2 separate regions of the Mus musculus genome follow, and region 1 is linked to region 2. The links are chromatin loops, found by intact Hi-C in ENCODE. Cell type or tissue: heart. All regions are shown on one strand. Links, peaks and the distances in the headings refer to the core of each region. The heading gives the core; the rest is flanking DNA. Region 1 overlaps Kif27 (kinesin family member 27). Region 2 overlaps Slc28a3 (solute carrier family 28 (sodium-coupled nucleoside transporter), member 3).

Evidence for each region. Peaks named below come from ENCODE experiments on the same cell type or tissue, not always from the same donor. Only the 100,000 strongest peaks of a DNase experiment are listed, where the experiment ranks them.
Region 1: a loop joins it to region 2, with 6 times the contacts of the local background. A loop is called at or near these places in 14 of 42 quality-filtered maps.

What each region holds. Positions count from the first base shown.
Region 1 is chr13:58,278,864-58,290,443 of GRCm38, forward strand. Kif27 (kinesin family member 27) reads right to left here. Exons shown (of 17, transcript NM_175214.4): 17 at 5,864-9,393. The coding sequence ends at 8,930. Gm26555 (a long non-coding RNA gene) reads left to right here. Exons shown (of 8, transcript XR_873524.3): 1 at 1-5,385; 2 at 9,316-9,448. Among named protein-coding and RNA genes, the nearest start is that of Gm26555, 9.8 kb to the left of the region's middle. In heart, for the core only: CTCF peaks have their summits at 9,186 (motif pointing right) and 10,645 (motif pointing right); a DNase peak (open chromatin) is centred at 9,158; H3K27me3 peaks cover 259 bases.
Region 2 is chr13:58,582,793-58,595,267 of GRCm38, forward strand. Slc28a3 (solute carrier family 28 (sodium-coupled nucleoside transporter), member 3) reads right to left here. Exons shown (of 18, transcript NM_022317.3): 2 at 5,390-5,479. Among named protein-coding and RNA genes, the nearest start is that of Slc28a3, 22 kb to the right of the region's middle. In heart, for the core only: CTCF peaks have their summits at 6,902 (motif pointing left) and 8,024 (motif pointing right); no DNase peak of the experiment used is centred there; H3K4me3 peaks cover 622 bases; H3K27ac peaks cover 560 bases; H3K27me3 peaks cover 514 bases.

The sequences.
Region 1 (11,580 bases), core at 6,581-11,580, 300 kb before region 2:
GTGGATGGGTTTTTGGATACATCCACGTATTCAGTACCCTCAGAGTCCAGAACAGTGTATTGGATCTGTGGAACTGGAGTTACAGATGGTTGTAAGCCTCCATGTGGGTACTAGGACTTGAACCCTGGTCTTCTGGAAGAGCTGTGTCCTAGTTAGGGTTGCTATTGCTGTGATGAATCACCATGACCGAAAGCAACTTGGAGAGGAAAGGGTTTGTTTGGCTTATATTTCCACGTCACTTCATCATTGAATTCAGAACAGGAACTCAACCAGGGCAGGAACCTGGAGGCAGGAGTTGATGCAGAGGTCATGGAGGGATGGATGTTACTTACTGGCTTGCTTTCCCTGGCTTGCTCAGCCTGCTTTCTTATAGAACCCAGGACCACCAGCATAGGGATGGCACCACCCACAATGGGCTGAGCCCTCTCCCATCAATCACTAATAAGAATGCCCTACAGGCTTGCCTATAGCCTGATCTTACTGGAAGCCTGATCTTGCTTGACTATAGCTCGTGTCAGACTGGCATAAACTAACAAGTTCAAGCAAGTCCTCTTAACAGCTGAGCCATTTTTCCAGCCAAAATCTTAAATATTCTGACTTCCTTCTGCTTTATCCAGGAAATTATCACAGAGAAGTACTCCATGCAAATAAGGACACAAATTAAGAAATATAAAAACATGAGGGTCAGGTAAATAGAAGCTAAAGAGAAGGAAATGAAGCTCCTTTGCCTGGATGGTGGGACCTCCAGGAAGAAGACCATGCCAGGACTAAAGACCAACTGGTCCATCCTGATGCTGGCAGGTAGCATCTCCAGCATATGGTGGCAATGATGTGTTTGAGCCTTGCGAATGAAACTTTCCAACTCTGGTGGGTCACAGGAAGGCTACCAGTTTCATCTGTTAGCCAGTGAAGCGGAGGTGGAAGGGACTGTGGAGTGCAGAAAGCAGAACTGTAGCTGCCCCACTGTGGGGCGTGAGGTATAACTGAAGGAATCAGTTTACTGTGGAGAGCTAATCTATTATACAGGGGAGTTGGGGGACTCTGTGGTCATCAGGGTGATGCAGTTGACTTCTGATATGTGAAGCACTGTAGGTGATGTTTGCGTGATCTTTATATAATGGAAAAAAGACAGTCTTGTGAGGATATATACTACATATTACATGGTAATTTTAGCTGCATGACATTCAGGGGCAGGAGATGAACCACTACTATGGAAACAGTTGTAAAACAGGTGACTGATGGGAGTTAGCACAGAATGAGGGTAGACTAGGCAGAGCACAGGATTTTTATTTAGAGTACTGAGCCTGTTATCCACGACACTGATTAACAGTTGTGTAGACTCTTAGAGTATACAACACTAATAGTGAATGCTCATATAACTCTGAACGTTGGGTAATAAAGAGCTCTATGAGTGAGCATGGTGGCTCACGTCTGTAACCTCAGCAGTCAGGCTGATGACTGCAAATTCCAGGCTAGCCTGGGCTACATAATGAGAGCTTGGCAGCAGTAGGTTTGACACTTTAGAGAGATCTGCATGTGTGCAGTTGGGTAGGTATGTGAAACCTCTACCGGCTGCTCCTTTTTGTTATGTACTGAATGTTTCTCTTAAAACTTAATCCACTTAAAAGGAAAAGCAGAAACCTCAACAAAGACAGCTGCCCCCTTTTAGAACACTCCAGTAGGGGAGGTAACAGTTTGATAAGCTCCAGAGTTAGGTGAGCTGCTGAGGTGGTCTCTCAACCTGAGTGTTCTGTATTCTGTATTTTGTGACAGTTCGCCCAAGTGTCCACTTGGGTGTGTATACTGGGGGGAAGAGGGCATTAGGTAACATGCTTAAAAGAAACTTAAAATGAAACAAAAAGAATTTAAGCAGAGGCTGGGCGTGGGGGACCACACCTTTAATCCCAACACTCAGGAGGCAGAGGCAGGTCAGTCTCTGGGAGTTCAAGGTCAGCCTGGTCTACATAGTGAGTTCCAGGACAGCCAGGGCTACACAGAGACACGGTGTCTTTCAAACTAACAATAAAACCCAAAACTTAAGCAGGTCACTGTCTCTGGTCCTGAGGCGTCTAGGTTTGGCATAACTTGGCCAGCCAAAATCGGTCAGCTCTTTACTATCTAACTTGCTGCTTACAGAAGACACTACATTTTTTACTTGAAGGTACTAGGGATTAAACTTAGGCAATCACTCTGACATGGAGCTCTTCTCACAGCCCTCCCTCCCTCCGGAAGTATATGGAAGTCTTCCTGCTTCCTTATTGGTTCCTTATTGGTTCACAATCCCACAGAACTCTTCAGACTGTAGATTCTACTACCCCCAGGTCGCCTCCTGAAGGTCTGCCTGCTCAGGTCATGGGTACTCTGATAGAGACGTGGAGTATTAACATCACAGATACACATAAACTAATGGGAAGGAGCTCCCTCTGAAAACCCACAGCGGACAGCTACCATGGTAACATCAAATTTGCTCTGATTTCTTCTGTATCTGAGTGTAGATCAGGGCACGCCAAATGAAGGCCACGTGCTGGCAGCCTGATTACCTGTCTGTGAAACGAGCCTCAGGAAATGTCCCTACTCCAGCTGTGGTTCAGTCCTTCTGAAGTCACCATTGCTAAAGGAAGAAATAACAAGTGGCCCACAATACTGGTTCAAATCCCAGGAAAAATGTGGCTTTTCACTCATAAATCAAGGAGAGTAACAAAGTATGACTTATGTTTGTTGAGGAGGACTTAGCATATTTTAAATACTTTCCTGACAGAAGTCCCATGAAAATGCAGGGAATATGGCAATCTCTCTTGTTAAGATATATGAACTGGAGAGCAATTCATTTAGAAAATACTTTATCACATGTATGCTGGAGTTATTCCACTTAAATAGGCAACTTTGGGAACCTGAATCTCATTCTAAACACCAGTGCTCTACTTTTGAATGTGTGTTTGTCTGTTTCTCTAGGAAGCAACAGACTACCATATATAATTTAAAATGGCCATTTCCTTCTCATGAAAGTGATTAAAATGTTGCATTTGAAATATTCCATTTTTTTAAAGAATAAAAAAAAATGATAAAATAGGTTTTTTTTTTTTTAATTTTGAAAAATGGCTTACTGGTAGTTTGGAAAAACTGGAGTAGTTCTAACTGCTGATACCCAGAACATGCCCAGTGAGAGGACACGCTCTTAGGCCAAGGCCTAGAACTAGTTCAGATGCTGCCAGCCTTGAGATGATGGAACTCACCTCAGGGGAGTGGCCCGGGCATGACAGTGACCTCATTTCCCATTCTTCCTGACCAGAGAGCACAGGCATGCTAAAAAGTAACCATTCTGCTAAGTCCTCAGTCAGGACAAGCTCCGCCTCTCAAGGCAGCCAAAGGGCTACTGGTTTGTAATCACAAATGAAAATCTTTTCTCCACGTGGATATTTTAATGAGGGGGGAAAGTAAGCAAAATAATTGAGATTGTATGGTTTAGTAGAAATGAATCATCAATTTGTTTACAGTCACCTAACCCTTTGACATTGCTGTTTCTAGTGCTGTGGGCTTCCAGTTCCGCTCACTTCTGTCTTGGGGGGCTTTTATATAATCCTGAGTGAGTGGTAACCACAGTTAAAGAAACCAGTATAAAAACTGGGCAGTGTTCTCTTCTTTTTTCTTTTGTACTTTTTCAAGACAGGGTTTCTCTGATTGACCTCTAACTGGCTCTGTAGACCAGGCTGGCCTCAAATTCTGAGATTGGCCTCCTTCTGCTTTCTGAGTGTGGGGATTAAAGGGCTGTGTATTTTCAAAGAGCTAGTCCAGTGAGTCTTCTGTAGGAGGCATTTCTGTGGGTGTCTTCCATAGGAGTCTAAAAGACATGCCTGGATGTTGATGTTAAGGTTTAGTCCTTTTGTCAGAGAAATAAAATAAATCCTCTCCAAATATGTTTTAAAAGTGGGGGAGGGGGGCTGGCTTATGAAATACTTTGAAGTAAACCTTTCTGTGCTATCCCTCCATTCCTGCCCCTAGTTACGCATCTTCTCAGCTGTCACCTGGGTCCCAGTGGAGAAAGAAGGGCAAAGCGCCATGTGTCTCTAATTTGCTCCTGGGAATTGGGGACATGGGGTCAGGTGACACACAAGGCCTTGGGTTTGATTCCCCAACACTTTAAAAAAGTAGACAGCTTAAATAAAATCAAATGAACAATATTTACCTATCTGGATTTGAAAAATCATACTTTATTTTATATCTACTATAATAAGCTTGAAACTATAAGACGTGAATGATTTTAAAGTAATTTTCATTTGTTCTACTTAAATGACAAGCATTAAAAAAAAGGCTTTGGCCAGGTGTGGTGGCACACGCCTTTAATCCCAGCACTTGGGAGGCAGAGGCAGGCGGATCTCTGAGTTTGAGGACAGCCTGGTCTACAGAGTAAGTTCCAGGACAGCCAGGGCTATACAGAGAAACCCTGTCTCGGAAAACCAAAAAAAAAAAAAAAAAAAGAAAAAAGGAAAAAGGGCTTTAAACTTTTTCCTTTCCTGAGTGGCTTGACTCCTTGAGCATAAAGGATCTGACACAGTGAAATGAAGACTATAAAACGATGTCTCTCAAAGCAATGGATCCATAATCCAGTAGAGGTCTCTGTTAGAATTAGCCAGTGGAATGGAACACCTAAGTCTAATTTAATGTCTTTGGGTTCAAAGATCGCATTCCTACCACTCCAAATAAAGGCAATTCTGTGCCTAATGACAATTCTGTACCAGAGACTGCTCAGACATGGGTTTAAGCCAAGAGAAAGTCTTGAGTAAGCTGGCTAGTGACTGCACTGGCGTTTGGAATCCCAGGGCATGTCTGAGTCTTTCTCAGAGTGAGCCTTTGAACACGAAACCCAAGTCCTAGGTTGACATACTTCAGTTAACAGGAAGAGTCAGCTAGAAGCAGAACGACAGGAATCAAAAAGCCTGGTTAGGACATTTAGAGACCTTCCAAGAACTATGGGCTTTGATGGGTTAGGCCTTTGTTTTTGTTTTTTGGTGCGTGGCACTGTTACATGCTGCGTTCTTACAGCTTGATCGGTATTTCGGTATGTTGTGAGTCACACTGAGGTCTCGGGGTCCTGTCACACAGACCTTCCTATAAAAAATATTAAAAATATATTAAGAGACAAATACAGCTTGCCTGCCTTGGGGTAGGGTGGGAGGTGTAAATGAAAACTCCCGGAAACATTTAAAACAGATGCTGTAACTGTCATCAGAGTTTTCTGAGGTTCCTTTATATTACTTCCCTTGTTCTGATTCCTCCCCTGCTGGGTTCAAGTCAAAGGACACCAAAGCCATCAAACACCATTTCCAGTGTTGGGTGCCTGTGGGCAGCTCATCTTGAGAGACAGAAATGAGCAGCGACCCTGTGCAGGTAAGGTGTGCATCTCTCTAGAGAACTAACAGTCCGTGGGAAGTCAGGCAGGCAGGCAGCAGCAGCAGCAGCAGCAGCAGCTGCAGTGATAAAGCTGTCAGGGTGGAGGGTACCCATCATCACCCCTGGTAAACCACCACCCGATAGCCTAGGCTCCAACCAGAGCATGCTCTGTGTGCTGGAGACAGTTACTGCAGCAGGCCTCAGTCTCTCTCACATATTGTAAGTGTTGAAGGTGTTATGAAAATGGAGATAGTCTACAGATCGTCATAGTTTTAAATGTAAAATATATGTAATATTTTTAAAACTCCAAAGATGCTGAGCGAATTGTGGACACGAGCGGCCCTCCCTCCCCTTCAGTGTCAGGCTGTGATACTCTGCCTATTGCTCACATCTAGTGTGTGAGAGCCCGTGTGGAGCACAGAACTGCTCTCAATACTGACTTGATTCCATTGTAATCAGTCATGAAAGGCACCTGTTCTTAAATAAGCGTAAGTTTATTGTTGTAGGTTAGTATAAACAAGGCGGTAGTGAACAAAAATAAAGTCCATGTCATTACAATCATAATTATTTTTGATGACTCTGCACTCGGAGTTCATAGGGATACGAAAGATTGACGCACTCAAAACATGACACCAGAGGAGAAATCAAACTCAAGGAGCATAAAGTGCAGGTCCCCACAGCTCAGAGGTAGAGCGTGTAGGAGCAATGGAGTGTCCCACAGCTCAGAGGTAGAGCATGTAGGAGCAATGGAGTGTCCCACAGCTCAGAGGCAGAGCATGTAGGGGCTGTGGAGTGTCCCACAGCTCAGAGGCAGAACATGTAGGGGCTGTGGAGTGTCCCACAGCTCAGAGGCAGAGCATGTAGGGGCTGCCTACAGCTCAGAGGCAGAGCATGTAGGAGCTGCGGAGTGTCCCACAGCTCAGAGGCAGAGCATGTAGGAGCTGCGGAGTGCCCACAGCCCTGAGCTGACCCCAGCACCAGGGCTCAGGGTGCAAAAGCACCTGATAAGAGTCACCATTACCCATGGCTCCCAAGTAACACTCCAGAGTCAGGGGAAGAAAGAACACTTTACTGGGGTAGAGCATTTTCCCATCAAATACTCTGTTGCATGTGGAAAGCATAGCGAACAACAGAAAACCCATTTTATATAAGCCATGAAGTGGTGGCACACGCCTTTAATCCCAGCACTTAGGAGGCAGAGGCAGGCAGATTTCTGAGTTCAAGGCCAGCCTGGTCCACAGAGTGAGTTCCAGGACAGCCAGGGCTACACAGAGAAACAAAATAAACAAACCAACCCATTTCATCTAGAGAGAGAAAGTCAGGCTGGGGAGATGGCTCAGGGGGTAAAGCTCTTGCTGCTTAAGCCTGAGGATCTTGGCACCCACAGAAAGCCAGGGGTGGTGGTGTTTGCCTCTAACCTCAGCCTGGGGCCGGGGCAAGGAGACAGGGGCAGCTTGGACTTGCTAGCTGGCCAGCCTAGTCTAAATAGTGACTAGGTTCAGTGGGAAACCCTTTCTAAAAAATCATGTGCGAAGTAGTAAGGGACGGCACCTAGTTCTACTCTCTGACTTCCATAGGCACACACACACATGCACACATACATAAATATACACACATGCATAATATGCATGAGCAAGCACATACATGCACACACCAGCAGCATCCCATGGGAAACCCAAGTGACAAAACTTAACTGTCCTTAGAGTGGGGAGGAGGTTCCTTATACTTCGAGGACAGGCAAGCCGACCTAACTAGAATGAATTGTTTACACCTAGATTACATTGTTTGGGACATTATTTATATATTTTTGAGTATGGGAATGAAATTTATCAAAGCATGTGCAAGATCCAAATGAAATGTTTAATAGAAAACAAATAGCCCTTGTTACTTGGTAGCCAGTTTACATTTGTATCATCTGATGAAATCACTGTAGTCTTATGTAACTATTGCTTTGTTAGTGAAAAGTTTTTATAAACTGCTTATTAAGACAAAGCATGCTATTTAATCTTAAATTTATATTAGGACCTTCATTAATAAAAAGATATTTGCTAATATATGATAGTTTTGTTTTTTGCGACAGGGTCTCTCTCTATAGTCCTGGTTGTCCTTGCTGTGTAGACCAGGAGAACAGAGACCCACCTGCCTCTGCCTCTGCCTCCAGACTTCTGTGATTAAAGACATGTGGCACCACACTCACCTAGTCTATAACTGTTAGGTTGTGTTGAAGGCACTTACATTTTGTCATCACACACACACACACACACACACACACACAATATGTGTATGTGTGTATATGTATAGACACAGGCACACTTTAAACAATGGATTCAGTGAGGAAGTAGGTGTTGAGACTTCAGTGGGAGCTGTGCAGGCTTCCATATGGTGGTTTTGCTGCTGGCTCTGATTAGTCTAAGAACCAGCTTTGGTGTAATATGAAGGTATGGAAAAGAAACAAAACAATACTTCAGGACATTATAATGAGATGTTGCCTGTCATAGATAAATATGGTAGGAAAGAACTGATTGCTCATTTAGTTGATCCAGAAAAACTTAGAGATATGTTAGCAAGATTTCATGTACATATTTATACCCCGATGCCCTTGAGCCTACAAGGCTGGAAATCATCAGACATGTGTGTGTGTGTGTGTGTGTGTATGACTATATGTGAGTGTATGTGTATATATGTGTGTGTATATGTGTGTATGTGTGTATATGTATGTATATATATGTGTGTGTGTGTGTGTGTGTGTGTGTGTGTGTGTGTGTGTGTGTGTGTGTGTAATCAGAGGATGCGGCACCCACACACCCCACATGGCCACACCGCTCACGCACACACAGCTTCTTTCCTTGGGATGATTAATGACGTGTGTTGCTCTGTGATCAGTTCCCCTGTCCAGGAAGCTGCAGACATTTCTCTCAGTTCTAGCATTGTCTGAGAGGTAATGTAGAATGCGTAGGACAGGATAAAGGTGAAAATTTGCATTCTATAAAAAATAATTATAAAAATGAAAGCTACCATGTTAGAGTTAAGGCTGCCTCGCTAAGTTCTAACAATTGCAATGCACCTCAGCTCACAGGCTTAATTCTGGCAAACATTTTCATTAGGTAGGTAACTCTGGCACAATCAGGGCTTATCTGGAGCTTAAAAATAGCAACACACTTGCATTTTAACATTCAAATACTATGGGTTATAATGTACTTCTATAATATGTCTTTATATTATAGAATAATATACATCCGAAGGGTGTTTTAGTCTTAATTTTGTTCTTTAAATGTACATAAAAATAAAGCAAATATGTCAGGAAAGGAACTTATACACACAAGTAGAAATCGTTCAATGTACAAGCACTCAAAAATGCATTTATGAAATAACAAAGCCCCCACATACACTGTCATACATAGGAGTGGTGCCAACCCCCTTTCCTGTGTCCCAGGAAAGAGCTCGCTACCCCGAGGTTTAATTCTGTAAGTCAGAAAAGGCATCTTTCCACACATTTACTAAATTAGAAGTTTTATTGTTCAGTGCCTGGGCTTTGAAATCACTAGTTTTCTTCGGGGTCTTCAAGGGAATCAGCAGTCATTGACCGGCCCCCAGCTCCAAGACTGCATCGCCGCAATGACAGCTCCATGGCAGAAATCTGACGTAATTCTCTGCGACACAGTTTGACAGGCTTGACCCCCTGAAGCGGTCCTATACTTCTCACAGGCTGGAACTGGTGTGGTACTGGACTCTGAGAGTGTGTAAAGGGACGGGCCTCTGTTTTATCGGCAATGCTCTGCAGTTGGCCACTGGAGGGCGCTATCGAGCTACGGGCTGGAAGTGAGTCTGGGCCATCTTCTGGAATCTGCTGGGTCAGTGGTTGGGTTTTTAAGCTGCTTGAAGAATTGTCTACTTCTCTTTCGCTTCCATTCAACTTTGTATTTTCAGTTCTAGATGCCCATTTTAGTTCTTCAGAAAGCACAGTCGTCTCTTCTGGATTCAGAACTCCATCTCCAGCATCATGATCTACAGAGAACCGGACACAAGACAAAACAAGCAAACACCGTCTTCTGAAAATCAGGTATTTTTGCCACAGCACCCTACAAACTACATCATTCTCACTAAAGATGTGGTACTTGCAAACTCCTGCTTAATGATTTCTTCAGACAGACAGACATGTGCCTCAGGGGCAGTCTTGATTCTCTTATAAACAGCTTTAACCCATTAAAGTTGAAAAATCCCCTAGTAATTTTGGTACTCTCTATAAGCCTATGAGTACTTTGTGTGTCTCTGGAATCTTTTTAAAGAAATAATTATCACTTTTTAAGTCTAGTGTAATTCACTAGTTACTTTATGCATGGGTGTGTGCCTGCATGTCTGTCTGTGCACCTAATGTGTATGCAAGATGCCAGGAGAGCAAAGGTGTCCTATCCTTTGGGACGAGAGTTACGGACGACTCTCATTACAGATGGTTGTAATCCACCATGTGGTTACTGGGAATTGAACTCGGGACTTTCAGAAGAGCAGTCAGGAGCTGCCATGTGGGTGCTGGGAACCAAGCCTAGGCTCTGCTTTTAACTGCTAAGCCAGCTCTCTAGCCTGAAGAGTTAGTTATTTTTATGTATATTACCTGCATTTATGCATGAGTATAATCCATGTGTGAGGAGTGCCTGAGGGGCGAGGAGAGGGTGTCACACCCCCTCCAAGTGCTCAGTGCTCTTTCAGCCCTGTGAAGACAGAATCTAAGCTGGAGCTTGGCTTTAAAATGACCTACACCACTGAAGGAGAGAACTGGCCGCTGCATGCTGTGTCCTCTGACCCCCATCCCTACATAAATGCACACACAATAAATACCAATGGACAGAGTCTAGTGGGCTTCCCCAAGCCTTGGCTGAGAGTCTGTCTCTGTCTGACATGTGGCTGCTGAGAGTAAGAGGCCTGGCTGCCTTCCCCAGGCACCAACGGCAGCCCAGAGGCTAAGCTAAGCTTCCCAGTGACTAGCATAGATGGCAAACGTTAGCAGCCACTGCCTATGGGCAACTTTGTATCTGTTCTAATTCTAGGTGAAGATTTAAGGCTAGCTCATATTTTCTGGTTTGGAGGGGTTTCAATAAATTCCTCTTTGTTTCCCCAGTACCAGAGATTAAACTCAGTTGCTTTAAGCCCTGGATTATAAATTAGAATATGCTTATCTATATGTTATTTTCTCTAGGTATAAAAAATTTTAAAAGATTTATGATCTGCCTGTACGTATGCCTGTAGGCCAGAAGAGGGCACCAGCTCTCATTACAGATGGTTGTGAGTCACCATGTGGTTACTGGGAATTGAACTCAGGACTTTCAGAAGAGCAGTCAGTGCTCTTAATATCTGAGCCATCTCTCCAGCCCCAGAAATTATTTTTAAAAACAGCTAGAAATAAGTATTTCTTTTATATAACTTTCTAACTTTCAAATTTTGGGTCAAGTTATTTTAGAACTATTGATTGTTGATAACAAAAATATTATTACCGTCCAGGAATGTCTGAGTTTTGCAGAGTACTTTCTCATGGTGATCATTCCACTTACTAAGGGGTTAGTGTTACACATGCACATTTAATTATTATTGAATTTGATCAAGTGTTTTAAGTTCTGGAAGTCATGCCAGCTTTTAGAAATACATACTTTTACTTTCATTTGTATTATTCTTTGTACAGTTTTTGAAAATCTTGTTGAATAAAGATTTATTTATGTATTATGTGTATGTATGTGTGTCTGTGTGAGGCCACAGTGTGTAAGACCCTCTGGAGTGAGTTACAGGTGGCTGTGAGCGCCATGTGGGCCCCAGTGCTCCTAACCCCCCTAACCCCGCGGCATCTCCTGCATAAAATTGCTTTTGGTAATAAGAAGGCTTAATTCCTATGATATAGAAAAATATCAGACAGGACCTAAAAGGTTAAGAGTCAAAGACAGCAAAAGCCACTGGCACATAGTAGACCATTTCCTACAGTTTTATGATTATTTTAATGTAGCTTATATATTTACATTTTACATATCTTTAATATTTGAGAGTCAAGTATACTCCTTAACTGTTGGTAAGAGAAGGTTACCAAGTCTGTCGCTAGAGCCAAGTCTGCGCTTGAGGTGAATGAGCCCCGCACAGCTATGGTTTATGTTGAGAACTCAGGGCAGAGTCACAGTCTGAGCTGAGGGCGCTGCCGGCACAGGTGAGGTGCAG
Region 2 (12,475 bases), core at 4,965-9,964:
GTTCAAAACTCTCTCTTAAATTATTATGCAAGAAACGGCTTCCTTTTTCTACTTCATGGACAATTTTTTCCTTTTATAATAGAAATCCGGGGCCACACTTGTGTTCTTTCTCCCAGAGAAGCCTTTGACATTCTCGATTGCCATCTTTTTGCATTGTTTTTTGAAAAGGCAATTTGTTTGCATTTCTGATTTTTGTTCCAGTTTCTGTTGCAACCGGTCAACACCAGACACCAGCTCTCTGCTTTTTTGGGAAGGGCTAAATGAAGTTCAAAGCAAGGGCTGTCTGATTCTCCCTTTACGTTGAACCAGCCCATTTCCAGAGCCTGAAACCAAACTGAGGCTTGGCTTACAGATATGAACACTTGCCTCATCCTTCAAGAGCTAACAGACTCCCTTGGGACTCACATCCTCTCAACTGGGAGCACTGCCCTTGCCCTGATGACTTAAGTGCCTGCATCAGAGTCACTTTTCATTGGCAATTTTCTTCTGGGACCAGTATGAGCTTTCTCCCAAATATCCATGACCTATCCTGTTTCCAGGCTAGCCCCCTCTCTCAATCCCACAATTTTTCAGCTAGTGAAGCTGCCATTGTATGTAGCTGGGAGTGTTTAGGTGCCCACTGGCTTTGAACACTCCTGGAGATCTACTGATGTTTTCTGCCATATGCAGAATGACCCCTGATCCTCTGCGCTTAAAACATTGGACCCCAAAAGATATCAAAGAGGACGTGTCCCATAGCACGCCAAAGACAGACACTATTCTTTCTGCCTTTGGTCATCTGTGTTTTTTAGACTGACCCTCAAGAACTAGGAAGGCATGAACCATAAGAAAAGAGGCTGAGTTCAAGGTCCAGATACCACAGTCAGGTTAGAGGTGAGTCTGCCACTTACATCTTCTTTTAAAAAGTTTTACTTATTTTTATTTTACTTTATCCATCTCTCCAGCTCCTTGTCCATATATATGCTGCTTGGCCAACAATTTGGTAAATATTTGATTTAAATGATTGTTCTCAATGCGCTCTTAACCACTGAGCCATCTCTCCAGCCCCATTTAATTCCTTCTTATCTTTTAAAATGGACACTGTCTTAGTCAGGGTTTCTATTCCTGCACAAACATCATGACCAAGAAGCAAGTTGGGGAGGAAAGGATTTATTCGGCTTACACTTCCATACTGCTGTTCATCACCAAGGAAGTCAGGACTGGAACTCAAGCAGGTCAGGAAGCAGGAGCCAATGCAGAGGCCATGGAGGGATGTTCTTTACTGGCTTCCCTCACCTGGCTTGCTCAGCTTGCTTTCTTATAGAACCCAAGACTACCAGCCCAGAGATGGTCCCACCCACAAGGGGCTTTTCCCCCTTGATCACTAATTGAGAAAATGCCTTACAGTTGTATCTCATGGAGGCATTTCCTCAACTGAAGCTCCTTTCTCTATGATAACTCCAGCTGTGTCAAGTTGACACAAAAATAGCCAGTACAATTGACCCCTTGTCAACTTGACACACAAAAACTTCACTAGTAAGCCTCAACCCTTACAATCTTATTCATCCCCAAGATCTAAATAACTTTAAAAGTCCCACAGTCTTTACATATTCTTAAATTTTCAATCTCTTTAAAATATCCATCTCTTTTAAAATTCAAAGTCTTTTTACAATTAAAAGTCTCAACTGTGGGCTCCCCTAAAACAGTTTCTTCCTTCAAGAGGGAAAATATCAGGGCACAGTCACAATCAAAAGCAAAAGTCAATCTCCAACCGTCCAATGTCTGGGATCCAACTCACGATCTTCTGGGCTCCTCCAAGGGCTTGGGTCACTTCTCCAGCCATGCCCTTTGTAGCACACACATCATCCTCTAGGCTCCAGATGCCTGTACTCCATTGCTGCTGCTGCTCTTGGTGGTCATCTCATGGTACTGGCATCTCCAAAACACTGCATGACCCCTTCAGTCCTGGGCCTTCATTTGCAACTGAGGCTGCACCCTCACCAATGGCCTTCCATGGCCTCTCACAGTGCCGAGCCTCAGCTGCTTTGCGTGACCCCTTCATGCCTTCAAAACCAGTACCACCTAGGTGACCCTTACATATTACCAAGTCCTGCTACAGCAGGAGTACAACCTTGGCCATCTCTGGAACACAGCCTCTTTGTGCTTTCAGAAAACACTTCCCAGAAGTTGTCACCTCAATGATGCTGGTCTCTTCTTAATCACCGCTAATTTCTTAGCTCCAGCTAACCAGCATCAATAGTCCCAGTAATGCAAATGTTTTGCTTTAGTAGTTCTGGTATCTTGTTAATCACAACTGATTCTTCAGTCCCAGCTAACCAGAACCACAGAATAATCAAACTCCAAAATAGCAATGTCCCTGAAAAGAGTCTTTAATTTTCCCTCTGAAACTTCACAAGCCAGGCCTCCATCTTCTGCACTGTTCTCAACATTATCTTCCAAGCTCCTACACAACATCTGACAGAGCTCTTAACAACGGATGGATCTTCAAGCCCAAAGTTCCAAAGTCCTTTCACAGTCCTCCCCAAAACATGGTCAGGTCGTCACAGGAATACCCCACTTCTGGTACCAATTTGTCTTAGTCAGGGTTTCTATTCCTGCACAAACATCATGACCAAGAAGCAAGTTGGGGAGGAAAGGGTTTATTCGGCTTACACTTCCATACTGCTGTTCATCACCAAGGAAGTCAGGACTGGAACTCAAGCAGGTCAGGAAGCAGGAGCCAATGCAGAGGCCATGGAGGGATGTTCTTTACTGGCTTGCCTCACCTGGCTTGCTCAGCCTGCTTTCTTATAGAACCCAAGACTACCAGCCCAGAGATGGTCTCACCCACAAGGGGCCTTTCCCCCTTGATCACTAATTGAGAAAATGCCTTACAGTTGTATCTCATGGAGGCATTTCCTCAACTGAAGCTCCTTTCTCTATGATAACTCCAGCTGTGTCAAGTTGACACAAAAATAGCCAGTACAGACACCCAAATCACCCTCAACTCTGTTATCATCTCCCAGTCAGTACGGGACTCTGTACATTTCCATTCCGCGCCACCACCTGCTCACCACCGCTGCCTGCTCAGCCCCCTGCACAGGCCTCTGTGTGCATTCCCGCTGAGTGTCCTCGTTCAGCATCGCCCAAACCCCATCGCTGCCAAAGCCACTGCTGATTGGCCTGCACACTCGTGTTACAGCTGTGAAATAGGAAGTTTTGCTTTGTTCTTTTGTCAAACAATTGAGAGCAACTGTAGCAAAAACAAGCTGTAAACATGGAGGCTTCCCATACATCCTCACACGGTCCATCCTTTGCTGCCCACATCCTCCACTTGTTACCTCAGATGAACCTACTACATTGATGACCACACAGGTCCCATCATTTCCCTCCATGGTTGTGACGTGTGCTCTTGACCATCAGCTTATTACATCTAGAAACCCAAGTGGCTCTGTCTACCATGAGGGATTTTTTTTTCTTCTTCTTAATTAAACTATTTGAAGTGGGAAGACCCAGTTTTAATCTGAATCTTTGGAAGTGGGAAGATCCACCTTAAGTCTGGGCCACACCTTCTGCTGGCAGCCAACTTAAAGGGCAAGGAAGAAGGAAGCTTGCTCTTTGCCTGCTTGCTCTGGCTCTCTCTAGCAAACCCATCCCTTCACTGGCCTTGAGCCTACTTCCTCAGGGTTCCAGTGTACACTGGAGACCAGCTGAGACATCCAGCTTCCGGGATTGAACAACTGCTGGATTCTTAGACTTTCCCTTGGTAGACAGCATCATTGGACTAGCTGGCCCAGAGCCTGTAACCCAGTCTAATACCGCTCCACCCCCATATATTCATTTTATAAGTTCTATCCCCATAGAGAACCCTAATAGAAAGGTCATTTTCTTTCTTTCTTTCTTTTTTTTTTTTTTTTTTTTTTTTTTTTTTTTTTGGTTTTTCGAGACAGGGTTTCTCTGTGTAGCCCTGGCTGTCCTGGAATTCACTTTGTAGTCCAGGCTGGCCTCGAACTCAGAAATCCGCCTGCCTCTGCCTCCCAAGTGCTGGGACTAAAGGCATGCGCCACCACGCCCGGCCCAAAGGTCGTTTTCTAGTGTGCTCAAATCTATGTTTGGATCTTCACCTCCATAGTGTTGTTCAGAGTGCTTACAGCGCCCTGAGAGTCCCGATGCTCACCCCAACTTCCTCTCTGAGCCCTGGAAACCACTATCTCTTCATCTCTCTAAGGTTTTGCCTTTTTCTCCTCAGGATGATGCTACTGGCATGGTACAGGGTTGCCCCCATCATAAACTGGATTCTTTCACTCCATAATATGCACGTGTGGTTCCTTGAGTCCTGTTTATGACCTTGTTGTTTGCTTCTTTCTAGCTCTGAAAAATATTGCCCTATCTGGTCTGATTGTGGTTTTTTTTTTTCAGTTTTACGGGTGGGTATCTCAGATGCTTCCAGAGTTTTCTGATTATGAATAAAAGCCACCGTAGGCACGGTTTTCATGTGGACTAGTTTGGTTGCCAGAGGACACCCGTTGCACAAACACTGCACAATATATCAAATGAGATAAACAGTAAAGCAAGATGAACAGTGTAATCCAACATGGATAGCACGAGACTGTGTCTGCATAAACACGGGCCATGCTCCAAGGTATAGCAAATTTCTCCTACTTCACCCCAACTTTCATCTTCCGGTTTTTGCTGCAATAATTTTCCTAGTTTTAGGTACTCTTTAGGACTGCTTTTCAAGAGGATGATCCACATGAGCAATTACTTGCTTTGTTTTTTCCAGCAGTGGAAGGAATTCCGCCTAAATCTAGGATACAAATGAAGCAGCATGGAGCTCCTTGCCAGACATGGTGGTCCACGTCTGTAATCCCACCACTTGGGATGCTGAAGCCAGGGCATCAGGAGTTCGAGGCCATCCTCTGCCGCATATTGAATATGATGTGAACTTGGGTCACATGAGACCCTGTTCCTTCCAAACAAACAATTAAAAAAAAAACAAAACTCTCCACCACCACCATCAAAAGCCCCCAAGACCTGTGCAAGCTAAGGATTTAGGTTCGATGGAACCAAGGGAGAGGCACCTCTCTTGCCTCTCTTGCCTCCCTCCCTTAGCATACCGGTGCTTTTTGTATTTGACAGGAAGTCTCACACCAGGCTAGACCTGACTCCTGTCTCTGCCTCTTAGTAACTGGGGCTACAAAGCTGAGGGTCCATGCTTGCCTAGGCCTTTTGCCTTGAGATGGCTTCCCTTTTTGGGGAAGTCTGTGGCTGGTCTGCAAAAGTGAAGTCTCATTGTTAGGGTGCGCGTGTTTTCTTTCTGGCTCTGCCCTAGACACACTAACCACACTCACAGGCAGTGCAGTTTTCTCCATGGTAACAGGTCCTTGATCATCCTCCACACCTGCCCTACCTGTTTGGCGTGTCCTTGTTCCCCGCTTTGTACAACTCTGTTCCTGACTGTGCTGTTTCCTGGAGTGTTCTGCCGTTCAAGGTCTTCATCCTAGGAAAAAGCAGAGTGAAAAACACCGTGTCAGAGCCCAACACAAGGGTCCTTCCCTTTCCGGGGGGAGTCCTGAAGAGTGGCAGAAGCCAGACTCCGTGTTTAGATGAGGCACCCGGTTCAAGGAAGTGCCAGGGAAAAAGGATGGGCCCAAGGAAAAAGGATGAACCTTGCTTTGTTTTGCTCTGATGGGACCGACCAATGTGCTGCACGTTGAGGAAGGACTGCAGCTTCCCACCTTAGGCCCTGATGCACGGCCTTTACCAGGTTGGGGTCCTAATGTTTCAGCTGGGCAGGTCAGTCACCCCTCAGGAAGGCAGATCGACCTTTAAACCATGCTCAATCGATAGAAGAAATAATTATCCCTTTAATGAGATAGCATACTCGTCAACCCCAGAATTCCTGGCCCTAGCGCGGGCGCATACAGAGCCCCAGCATCACGCCGCAGCTTCCTAAATCTGAATAAATTTGAGAAGCAAAACCTTGCTTTTTCTTTCCCTCTTTTTTGTGCTTCTGCCCATGATTTCCCTAACACTTCCCGCTTTCTCAGAAGTTCCCTTCTGGCAGAGTGGCTGCTTGCCCACATGCTGCTCCTGCGAAGTTGTCATGGCTGCGTCTCTCTCTTCCAGTAGACCGAGATTTACAGTTGGCTCTCATGGAGTTTTAATCTTAAACTCTAATAAAATCATCCTTATGGGTCTGTTCTTAAGTCTCCCTCCCTCCCTCCCTTCCTCCCTCCCTCCTTCTCTCTCTCTCTCTCTCTGTCTCTCTCTCTCTGTCTCTTCCTCCCTCCCTCCCTCTTTCCTTTCTTTCTCTCCTTTTCTGTCTTCCTCCTCCCTTTTCCTGCCCCTGCCTCCTCCTCCTCCTCTGTTATTTTGAAGCCTGGACTCACTATGTGGTCCCGGCTGGCCTTGAACTAACAGATATCTGACAGCCTCTGTCTCCTGAGTCCTGAGTCCTGGATTGAGCATTGCCACTCCCATCTTGAAATTCTTGCAAGGAGATTAAAACCACAAGAGGGCACCGCAATCTCCCTGTAACATGTGGCACCTCTGATGGGTCTCCCCAGAATTCCTGGTAGTGGGAGGAAATGTATGTTTATACAGAGAACGGAAAGAGGGCAGAGACGTGTAGCCCTGGGAACTCTACTTCTCTCCTGTGTTCATGAGTTCTTACACTTTCCTTAACGCTAAATTGAAAACAACAGGGCCTGGGATGCTGGATTACATGAGTGAATAAACCAGGGTCTCTAATTACACACGCGCGCCTCGGCAGGTCGTACCACCCTGAACTTCAGGCGTCTATTCACACAGCAGTGTGCTCTTTCTGGCTCTCTGCAGAACCCTGGGGTTTTCTCACTGGTGGAGCCAGCTTCATTTTCTCTCTTTTGTAGGCTGCAGCCTTCTGATGCCCCCTGCTGGCAGCACCTGAGATCTTTGCTGAAGGAATTGAGAATGGGGGTTTTAAGTCAATGAACATGGAGAGTGCTGTTGTATTTGGGGGTGGAGTGCTCCCTGTTCTGCACGCGCACAGAGGAACCCTGGGTGTGTTTCCCTTGTGTTCTCGATTGCTCTGTCCAGTGGTTTACAGCTTGGTCGTTGTATTTCCAGGAAGAAAATCATCGAGGATTTGAAACAGAAAAAGGAGTTATTGTGGGTGTAGGTGGGTGGGTGGTAAACAGCCAGCTTTTCTCTTTCTCTGTAAATTGGAACTGTGGGTCTGTAAAAGAAGCTAATAACCACCCATTAGCCAACATTTCGTTCTATTTATTAAGCAGATTACTGACGCCTCTGTACCTAACACCTATAAGAATGCCTGTCCTCAGGGCAAAACCTCGAAGTACGCCGGCTCAGTGGGGGAGTCGTGGGAACCACGTGTATGTTTCTAAGCAATGAAGCAGGGGCCTAAACCACTCATATGCATAAAATGAATAAAACTTTAAAAGATGTTAAAACATATTTCTGATAGAGTGTATATACACTATTAGCAGTTAAAAATAAAACACTGAGGTCGGGGAAAGTTAATACATTGTGGGAATCCTTTCTTCTTGGTCCCTGGGAGTGTAGTGAGCTGTGCTTTTCTCAAGCTCATGCTAGCCTTTAATCTCAGCACTCAGGAGGCAGAGGCAGACGGATTCCTGAGTTCGAGACCAGCCTGGTCTACAGAGTGAGTTCCAGGACAGCCGGGGCTGCAGAGAAACCCTGTCTCGAAAAACAAAAAACCAAAAAAGCAAAAAACAAACAAAACAAAAATAGCTTATGCTGAAGTCTTCCCTTCCCATCCCCTGCTTAATGAATCTATAAATTAAGAAATAGTTATTTAAGAAGTTTTCCAGGTGTGTTGCCTTACATGTTTAATCCCAGCCGGGAGGCAGAGACAGGTGGATCTCTGTGAGTTCAAGGCCAGCCTAGTCTACAAAGTAAGTTCCAGGACAGCCAGGGCTACATAGCTAAATCCTATCTCAAAAATCTATTTATTTGTTTATTATTTTATTTTAGGTGTGAGTGCTTCACACACACACACATCCGTAGTTTCCATGGAGGCCAGAAGAGGGCACCAGATCCACGGAACTGGAGGTGCTCAGAACCCAATGGTTCCTCTGCGGGAGCACCCAGCTCTCTTAACCTCTGAGCCATCTTTTTAGCCCCTTAAGGAACAATTTTAAGTGGACAAATTCGTGAGCATAGGAGCCCCTTCACCTTAGTTGCACATTGGGAAGTCTTGGGTTTGCCTCTGGAGCTGTCCATACTATAGTACGGAAGACTAGTGGAAGAGACCTAGGTGTCCAGGAGCCGAGGCTCCAGCCCTGTGCTGAGTAACATTGTTATCGTTTAGATTCTTAAACAAGAAGCAGGTGTGGACTGTCTGCTTAGCTGTCTATTTCAAGGTTTCTCTAACAGGGTTGCTTTTTCCCATAAGTCATAAGTCCTAGTTATATTAACATGAACGTCATGGCTTCCTACACCAGCGTGTTGCTGTGCAGCGTCCACTTTGGGGTTCCACTCCACCCGAGCTGTTGGGACAGCAGCTGAGGTGACCCTGCCTCCCCAGCTCCACTAGGCAGCTAGCCTGGCCTTAGTAGACTGCGCCCTCACCATGAAAGCTTTGGGTTCCAGCTTTCATGTACAAAATGTATAAAGATGGAGATCTCAGGGAAGCTCCTATCTTTGGTCAGAAGAATAGGATCTGGGAGCCAAAGAGATGGCTCAGTGCTTAAGAACACTGGCTGTTCTTGCAGAGAACTGGGTTCAATTCCCAACGTAAGATGAGAATGTCATATACTAACTGTGGTCCTGAAAAAAGCTAATCCAACTGCCTCACTAATCACCTTGCTGGAACACTCCGACGACGTATTTGAAACGTGTGCTGGTTTACCATTGTCTGCTTTGCTACTCTAAAAACTTCACGAAACTGTTTGGGGTAACCTAAATCTCTGTTCCTAGGCTGTGGCCACTCGTACTTGGCTCCAGAATAAATGTCCTCTTCCCTTTTGAGGGCTGGTTTGCTTGTCTGTGTTTGTCTCTCCCTTCCACCCGTCTGAGCTATTCCAAACGCCACTGCCACGGGAAACGAATACAAACAAGTGCTGCAGAATGTGGTAACTGCAAGAAAACAAAGAAACCTAACCAAGCCCTCTTGTGATAGCAGCTTGGCAGCTGGCACTGCCTAGGAGACGAGCTTCCAGGCACACAGGTGAAGGTGATGTTGGTCAGGTTAGCTGAGGTGGGAAGACCCACAGTAAGAGAGAGAGCAACAAGGCTCCCTGAACAGCAGGAGAGGAAGAAGCGAGACTCTGACCAGCATTCAAGTTCCTGATTATGGGTGCCATGTGATCACGTGACCACGTGCTTCGAGCCCTTGCTGCCTTGATGTCTCTCCCACTGGGAGTTCCAGGGTTAAGTCCTTTCTTTCCTAAACTGCTGAATTTTTGTTTGTTTGTTTGTTTGTTTAAGATTTTATTTTATGCCAGGCAGTGGTGGTGCACGCCTTTAATCTCAGCACTTGGGAGGCAGAGGCAGGCAGATTTCTGAGTTCGAGGCCAGCCTGGTCTACAAAGTGAGCTCCAGGACAGCCAGGGCTACACTGAGAAACCCTGTCTCGAAAAACCAACCAACCAAACAAACAAACAAACAAAAACAAACAAACAAACAAAAAAAACCAACCAAACAAACAAAAAAACCCTAAAATAAAAAATAAAAAAATTATTTTATATGTGTGAATATACTTTAGTTGTTTTCAGACACACCAGAAGAAGGCATCAGATCCCATTACAGATGTCTATGAGCCACCTTGTGATTACTGGGAATTGAACTCAGGACCTCTGGAAAAGCAGGCACTGTTCTTAACCACTGAGCCATCTCTCCAGCCCCCGTTTTTTGGTTTTTTGTTTGTTTTGTTTTGTTTTGTTTTGTTTTGTTTTGTTTGAGACAGGAGTCTCTATGTAGCTCTGACTGCTCTAGAACTGAACGTGTAGAGCAGACTGGCCTTGAACTCAGCCTCCACCTCCCTGTTGGGATTAAAGGCGTATGCCACCAACAGGCCCAAACACTTTTGTCAGTGTATTCTATCATAGTGACAGGAATTAGTGTAAAAGATATCTTGGGACTCTAGGGAAAAAAAAAAAAAAAGACCCCAAACAACCCACTTGTTGAACTGAGGCGTGCTGTTGCTTTTCTGGTGACTACGGAGAAATCAGTCACGCTTGTGAACCCAAAAGGAACTCCAGACTGACCGAGTAGGGCAAGGTTAGTCGTGATGGTTGCAGGCATGCACACGTATGGGCGGTAGTGAGGTTTCCAGCAAGTGGAAGCGGTTAACGACAAAGGCCAGACCCTGTAAGCCTTTGACCTTTCTCTCGACCTATGAGGAACGGTAGTCTCTCCGCACATTCTCCCACAGGAAGAGACTCAACCACCACTAACGTGACTTCTAAGAGCTGAGAGCGCAGAAGAGGCTGACTCCTGAACTCTTCAGAGCAGTTAGAGCTAACTTAACTCTAGTAAACCCTTTCACTGCCCCCTAGAGGTGGAGAGAAAGCTTCTCCGCCCAGAGCCTTGGGGGAAGGCAGCCAAGTCCCCTTGGCCAGAGGAGGAGCCTGGCTTAAGTAACTGCGGGTTAGCAAATACTCCTACCCTTTCCTGCTTTTTGCAATGTCCACACCTCTGACTGGGCCGGAACCTCTCCCTGTTACCTCATTCTTCCTCAGAAGGCCCACTCATCTCTGGAGAAACTGAAGCTAATTACAGAGGGAAATCTGTCCTCGCTGATTATCCTGGTATTAAGTGTCTTGCCTTGTTCTTTCTGGGAAGAAATAGCCAAAGCCCTCTCCTCTGACTGCTTCTTAGATGTTGTCTGGATGAGGCTGGAGGCTAAAGTCGTACGGATGCAGAATCCCCCATCCACTCACTGCGTAGACCACTAAATTGTCTTTCTTTCCCTCTTTCCTTCTTTCTTTCCTCCTTCCTTCCTTCCTTCCTCTCTCTTTTTCTTTCTTAGTTTCTTTCTTTCTTTCTTTCTCTCTTTCTTTCTTTCTTTCTTTCTTTCTTTCTTTCTTTCTTTCTTTCCCTTTCTCCCCCCCTCTGTCTCCCTCCCTCCCTCCCTCCCTTCCTTTTAATATAGGACAATTATAAAAGACAATAACCAAGATTCAGACAGTAGAATAGGGTAGGTATAAATTAAGAGGCATTCCACTTCAACAAGGAAAAGCAAAACATAACTAGCTGATCACTATTGTTATTTTTAAATTGGCAAATGTATATTGGTCACATTGGTTAGGGAGCAACAAGAGGTTTTTTGTTTGTTTGTTTGTTTTGAGACAGGTTTTCTCTGTGTAGCCCTGGCTGTTCTGGAACTCACTCTGTAGACCAGGTTGGCCTCGAACTCAGAAATCCCCCTGCCTCTGCCTCCTGAGTGCTGGGATTAAAGGCGTGTGCCACCACGTCTGGCACAACAAGAGTTTTTAACTTTCAGAAATAAAAGATCTGTACCGATGGCTTTGCTGCTGCTGTCTGTGACACTCAGACTATAATTTCAAACCCAAATAAATCTTCGCACAGAAACTCATGCATGAGTGCTGTATTAATATCCTAAGCAATATAGAATTATGCATGAGATACCACTTTGGACAAAGAGGAGACACACAAGGAGAATGTATTGCGTTCAGTTATGTCTAAAGCACACACAAATGTCATACCTCTGCTTGTTGATGGATACAGGAAGCCCTCTTTCCTATTACCTTAAAACTTGCTGTCGCTATTGCCATATAATGCATTGAATAATGCCCATTAGCAAATGATTTGCAACTTTTACTGGGTGTTAAGGATATATTTAATTCTCTTTCATTTAATTAGTGTATAAATGAGTCGTTTTAAAACTTAAGGACGCATACAGCAAGCCTTGAGGATTTTATCTACAGGTTCATATGTTCATGTTAGCCTGCTGCTTCTGCTTCAAGAATTAAAATAAGTGCTAGAAATGGCTCAGCAGTTAAGAGCAGTTAAGCGCTCATGCAGAAGACTTAAGCCAGGCCCCAGGACCCACATGATGGCTCATGGATGTCTGTAACATGGGTTCCAGCCTTTTTCTAGATTCCTCAGCTACTACATGCAACTGGTACACATACATGCAGGCAAAAAACACTCATGCACTCGAAATAAAAATAGATTTTAAAAACTTAAAAGAAATATTTTCAGAGAGGAATATGATATTGGTTTATAAATAACCATCTTATATTTTAAATCTGGCATGTTGTTAGAACATACTGAGATAAGGTAAGGACTACATTTTTTCCAAGTTAATATGTTGAGAACATAGAACCATAATTTTACAATAAATCAGTTTTTAAAAAAAAGCAAACAAGTGAGCTTTTTGGTTCACATGTACATTTATAAACAGGAAAATTTATAATGGAAACTTCACACATTAATACAACTTAATTGCTGGGCATGGTGACACATGCCTTTAATGCCAGGATTCAGGAAGCAAAAACAGGTAGAG